Regions from separate parts of the Homo sapiens genome. Here region 2 is linked to region 1. The links are chromatin loops, found by intact Hi-C in ENCODE. Cell type or tissue: OCI-LY7. All regions are shown on one strand. Each heading gives the region's core, and the rest is flanking DNA. Links, peaks and the distances in the headings are about the cores only.

What was found. Peaks named below come from ENCODE experiments on the same cell type or tissue, not always from the same donor. Only the 100,000 strongest peaks of a DNase experiment are listed, where the experiment ranks them.
Region 2: a loop joins it to region 1, with 4 times the contacts of the local background. A loop is called at or near these places in 8 of 110 quality-filtered maps.

The regions. Positions count from the first base shown.
Region 1 is chr11:122,696,408-122,699,325 of GRCh38, reverse strand. The region is part of intron 1 of UBASH3B (ubiquitin associated and SH3 domain containing B); the gene reads right to left. Among named protein-coding and RNA genes, the nearest start is that of UBASH3B, 42 kb to the right of the region's middle. In OCI-LY7, for the core only: no CTCF peak of the experiment used is centred there; DNase peaks (open chromatin) are centred at 735, 1,425 and 2,535; H3K4me3 peaks cover 2,398 bases; H3K27ac peaks cover 2,500 bases.
Region 2 is chr11:122,632,033-122,634,950 of GRCh38, reverse strand. No RefSeq gene overlaps it. Among named protein-coding and RNA genes, the nearest start is that of UBASH3B, 22 kb to the left of the region's middle. In OCI-LY7, for the core only: a CTCF peak has its summit at 1,562; a DNase peak (open chromatin) is centred at 1,530.

The sequences.
Region 1 (2,918 bases), core at 231-2,730:
ACTCCTCTGAGTTGTGAGTTCTCTAAGATGAAGATCACATTTTTCCATCTGTAAGACACTGAGTGTTGCCATGAGGATTAAATAAAATAACCTAGGTACAGCAGGCACCTAATAGATACCAGTTCCCTCCCATGCCCCTCCTCCATCAGGGGCGAAAAGATTTAAAAATAATCCCAATCCGGGCGCAGTGGCTCACGCCTGGAATCCCAGCACTTCGGGAGGCCAAGGCAGGTGGATCACCTGAGGTCAGGAGTTCGAGACCAGCCTGGCCAACATGGAGAAACCCCGTCTCTACTAAAAATACGAAAATTAGCTGGGTGTGGTGCTGGGCACCTGCAGCCCCAGCTATTCAGGGGGCTGAGGCACGATAATCGCTTGAACTGGGAGGTGGATGTTGCAGCGAGCCGAGATCGCAACATTGCACTCCAGCATGGGCTACAAGAGCAAAACTCCATCTCAAATAAATAAATAAATAAAATCCCAGTATATGGTCTGCACACACTACACATTTATAACCACAACTTCAGATTAAAGTGAACATTAATGACCGTACTGAAGCAAATAGATTTCCAGAGGCATGGGGAGTGCTGGGTGTCGGGTGGATGGAATGTGGGGGCTGTGGGATCATTGGGAGTTAGGGAACTAGCTTTAGGTTCTGACCATTGTAGCAACTCAGTGAGCCTCCACACACGGCACCCAGGATGCTCCCACACCTGGTTTCTAGTATCCTCACAGCTGGCACCTGCCTTACCAAACATATGCCCCAGGCTCTCCCATACTGTGAGTGCAGTTTTCATTACATAATGCATCCATCTTCTTGCTCTTCTTTAGCCTTATACCATCCTAATTTTCTATAGTTCCAAAGCCATTCTCTCCTGCCTTGTTGCAAGGTGGGGAGAAAATGTAAAATTCAAATGGTCACATAGTGTTACTTGGGAACAACTTTTGCCAGAGCCTAGATGAGGGGCATGGAAGATTTTGGAAGGTGGGGAGCAACAGAAGATAGAAATCCATGCCTGGTGTGAATTGCAACAAAAATTTGGCGTGACTATGGGGGTATGGGTAGGGGGAGAGGAGGTCATCTGCAATGTTGACAACTTTTCATCTAATACGACAGAGGAGAATTCCAACTCTAAGAGAAGAGATCTGCCAGGTATACTGGCAAGAACACTGAGACTACGTGGCTGAGCCCAGCTCTGCCCTTAATTTGCCAGAGCAGTCATTCCACCACCCTGGTTTCCTCACTGAGAGAATGTGCGGGTTGGACAGGGCTGGCTTTGGAATGAGACAAATCTAGGTTCAAATGCAGGCTCCATCACTGACTCGTTATGCAACTTTCGGCAAGTTTCCTTACATCGCCACGCCCCAGTGCTCTTAACTGTCAGATGAAAATGAGAGAATGTGTTTCCGGAGGCTGTTTGAGAATTAAATGAGGAGGTATATAAATATACTCCCCCTTGGACAGTGTCAGGTCTATGAAGCTCCCAGCACAGCAGCTGCTTCCTCTTTTCTTTATTCTAAGTTGCTGTAAACCCATGTATCTATGGTGCAACGCAATGACTCAATCCTTGCTTATTTAATGTGGCTATCCTGCCCAACCTAAGTCCTGACTATCAAGGTACTGAGGTGCTGTATGCTGAAGCAGCAAATAAACAATTCACATTGGACAAGAAGATGGAAACAAGTGTGAGGGAGGATGGTGGAGGAAAAAGGATCCAGAAGTGGGAGGCAGTGGATCTGGGTTCGAATTCTAGCGCCCTCAGTCACTAGAAATCTCTGGAACTCTATTTGCTTCAGTACGGTCATTAATGTTCACTTTAATCTGAAGTTGTGGGTATAAATGTGTAGTGTGTGCAGACCATATACTGGGATTTTATTTATTTATTTATTTGAGACGTAGTTTTGCTCTTGTAGCCCATGCTGGAGTGCAATGTTGCGATCTCGGCTCACTGCAACCTCCACCTCCCAGTTCAAGCGATTATCATGCCTCAGCCCCCTGAATAGCTGGGATTTCTGAGCTTCAGTTTTCTCTTCTGTAATAAAGGGAATAATCACATATGTAAAAGTACTTTGTCGATTGGAAAGCGCAATTGAAATGTTAGTGGTCTGTTATGCCACCATTCCCGTTGTTTGGAGAGTCCAATTACTTGAGTTTGAAAAATGTTTTGAGAGCTATCTAATTCCTCTTAGCAGTCAAACAAAACTTCAAACTTCCCCCCCAAACCCTAATCTTCAAAATCAAATGGCTGCTATGTAGATTACTGATGTATCCCCAAAAGAGCTGGGCTGACTTTTCTTTGCTATGAACAAACACCGCCAGTGACCCACTGGAGTCACCAACTCCTGGTGGCCTGATCTTTACTTGAAAAACAATACGGTAAACCACCCTCCTATTTTAACAGCTAGCACAGGGCAGGGCGGGAGGAACCCCCACCCACGCTTGCTCTGAACAGAAATCGTGCTGCAGCTGATGTGAAAACAAGATAAGGAGAAATGTCTGTCAACAGACTCCGGCCTGCCCTAGAACTGGGGTGCTCTCCGTGTATTCTGTACAGATGGGAAGGCAGGGGCCATTAGCCACCTGCAATTCTGCTCTGATGTGGCTGCGGTACTAAACACGGCCCAGGAAAGGGTGGGCATAGCTCGGACACACGTGCAACTTACACATTCTAGTCTTTAGCTAAAGTCTTTGAAAATACAGATTTAGAAATGTAGTATTGGTTGGGTGCAGTGGCTCACTCCTGTAATCCTGGCACTTTAGGAGTACCAGGTGGATCACCAGAGGTCAGGCATTTGAGACCAGCCTAGCCAACATGGTGAAACCCTGTCTCGACTAAAAATGCAAAAATTAGCTGGGCATGGTGGCAGGTGCCTATAATCCAAGCTACTCAGGAGGCTGAGGCAGGAGAATCGCTTGA
Region 2 (2,918 bases), core at 330-2,829, 64 kb after region 1:
CAAAAAACAAAAAACAATACAACAACAACAACAACAACAACAACAAACCACACACAGGGCCCAAACCAAGGCTGGCTCCGTGGGACCAGAGATACTCTCAGTCAGCCTGAACCAAGCCCTAAACTGGAAGGCACCAGGAGCGGTAGGAACAGTAGCCGGCACCGCGTGTGGGGTGGGGCAAAGGGCCTGGAGCTCGCCTTACCCTGCATCCAGGAAGTTGCTGGCCTGACTTCCAGCCACCACCAGCTGTGTGAGTTGTCACTAAAAGGCAATTGTAACTGCCTCCTCTTTTTGGTTCAGATTACAAATGGTAACTAACCAACCCCCAAAAAGAAAAAAAATGTTCCGGTTTGGAAATCTGAGACCATCTGTTTCTCATTCTATTTCCCCTCTCTTTTCTGGATTTTTTATATTTGATCCTCTCCCTCTCTCACTCGCTCCCACTCCTGAAAACACACAGTTCAGCCAGGAGCATAGTGACCTTATTTGACTATCTTTTCTTTAATGAGAATGCTGGATTTGTTATTGGGATTAAATTTGAAAATTCCTTGTTTCCATTCAAAATAGATGCCTTGGATTGTTTACTTAAAAATGTTTTTTCATAAAAATTGTTTCTGTATTTAATCTAGATAATAAATAAATCTAAATGAAATAAAATAAAAATAAACAAAGTCACATATGATGAAGCCACATGTAGTTTTGTTGAAATCCATGCAAAATTCCATCTTAAAGTCTTTTTTTTTTTTTTTGAGACAAAGTCTCACTCTGTCACCCAGGCTGGAGTTCAGTGGCACGATCTCGGCTCACTGCAACCTCCACCTCCCAGGTTCAAACGATTCTCCTGCCTCAGCCTCCTGAGTAGCTGGGATTACAGGTGCCCACCACCATGCCAGGCTAATTATTTAATTTTTAGTAGAGATGGGGTTTCTCCATGTTGGCCAGGCTGGTCTCGAACCGCTGGCCTCAAGTGATCTGCCCCCCTCAGCCTCCCAAAGTGCTGGGATTACAGGCAAGGGCCACCTCGCCCAGCCTCTTAATGTCTTATTAACAGACTCATTTAAATTTAATGAAATGGCTGGATGTGGTGTCTCGCGCCTGTAATCCCAGCACTTTGGGTGGCTGAGGTGGGAGAATCACTTGAGGCTAGTAGTTCCAGGTTAGCTTGGGGAATATAGCAAGACCCCGATTCTACAGACAACTTAAAAAATTAGCCAGGCTTGGTGACACACCTGTAGTCCCAGCTACTCAGGAGGCTGAGGTGGGAGGATTGCACGAGTCCAGGATGTTGAGGTTGCAGTGAGCTGTGATCACGTCCCTGTATTCCAGCCTGGGTGATACAGCAAGTCCCTGTCTCTAAAAAAAATAAAAATAAAAATAAATTTTTAAAATTAATCAGAGGATCAGTTACGGATTAAAATGCAATATTGAACTCTCTGTATTGGAAGCAGCAACAGTGTTGCGAGGACTGCTTCTCTCCTGGGATTCAGGCATGGGCCGGCTGGCTTTAGAAACTCTCTATTTCCCTATAGTCTGGTGTTACAGGTCCCTCTTGTGTTGGTTGTTAACATTGTCTTGCTTCTGTTCTAGAACCATGAGAACCTGATTCTGTAATTGAGTTAATCAGCATATTGCAATCAATATTCTCCTCATCACCATCATCATCACCATCAATAGCTAGGTGTACATACAGAAGACAATGGGAAATCAGTGTAGGGTCGTTTAAAACCACGTGCTTTGTAGCCAGATGGATCTGAGTTCGAACTGTTATTTCTCAGCGATATTACCTGGGGCAAGTTAATTACACTTTTGTGTATTAGTTTCTGCATTGATTAAGTAGAGGTGATAATAATACTCATTTTCAAGAGAAAATAGGATAATGTATATAAAGTGTCCGATGTAGAGTCTTAAAAAATGTACTTCCTTTCCTATTCACTTCTTTTTCTAAGGAAGACAGAATTCTTTTTTATTTTTATTTATTTTATTTTATTTTAGAGATGGAGTCTTGCTCCATCGCCCAGGCTGGAGTGTAGTGACAAGATCTCAGCTCATTGCAACCTCTACCTCCCATGTTCAAGCGATTCTCCTGCCTCAGCCTCTCGAGTAGCTGGGACTACAGGCACCTGACACCATGCCTGACTAATTTTTGTATTTTTAGTAGAGACGAGGTTTTGCCATGTTGGCCAGGCTGGTCTCAAATTCCTGACCTCAGGTGATCTGCTCGCCTCGGCATCCCAAAGTGCTGGGATTACAGGCGTGAGCCACTGCGTCTGGCCCAGAAATTCTTGAAAAGTGAGTAAAGATGTAATCCAGGCAAATTGGATGTGCTGTGAACTTATCAAAGGATTGAGTAATTGTTAAGCTTCCTACATAATGACAAAGCAAAATTTTAAAAAATGACAAATTAGTCAAAGTATCATTTTAACCCATCATTATGCCCAGTAGAGGACCCCTTTGCTTATATCCTGTTTCCCTGTCTTCCTTCCTTTACTGTCCCCGCTCCGGAAGGCTTTGAAGGTCTTGGCTTTTCTTCTTGCGGTTGAAGTCTGGCAAGTGCCTGCTTGCTGCTTCTGTCCTACGACCCTGCTTGTAGCAAGTCCTCAGGTCAAGATATAAACACATTTTATTGCAATTAGTAGGGCAAGTTGTGTGTACAAAGTATTTGCTAAGGCACTACTGATTATACGTAATCATGCTTCTGCTCAACATAAAGGATTTCTCCTTCCTCTGAATTCATATGGGACGTGCAGTGCAAAAATTCATTGAACCCTTAGCATACACCATCTTGTTGTTTATACTACTTGTTCTAATATATACCTTTCCAGGATTCTTGGGGCTGTCTCAATTCCTCTTTGAATTTTTACCAACAAGCCTAGGCTTGACCACAAAGTCAGCTTTGGTAAATATTTATTGTATTAAGT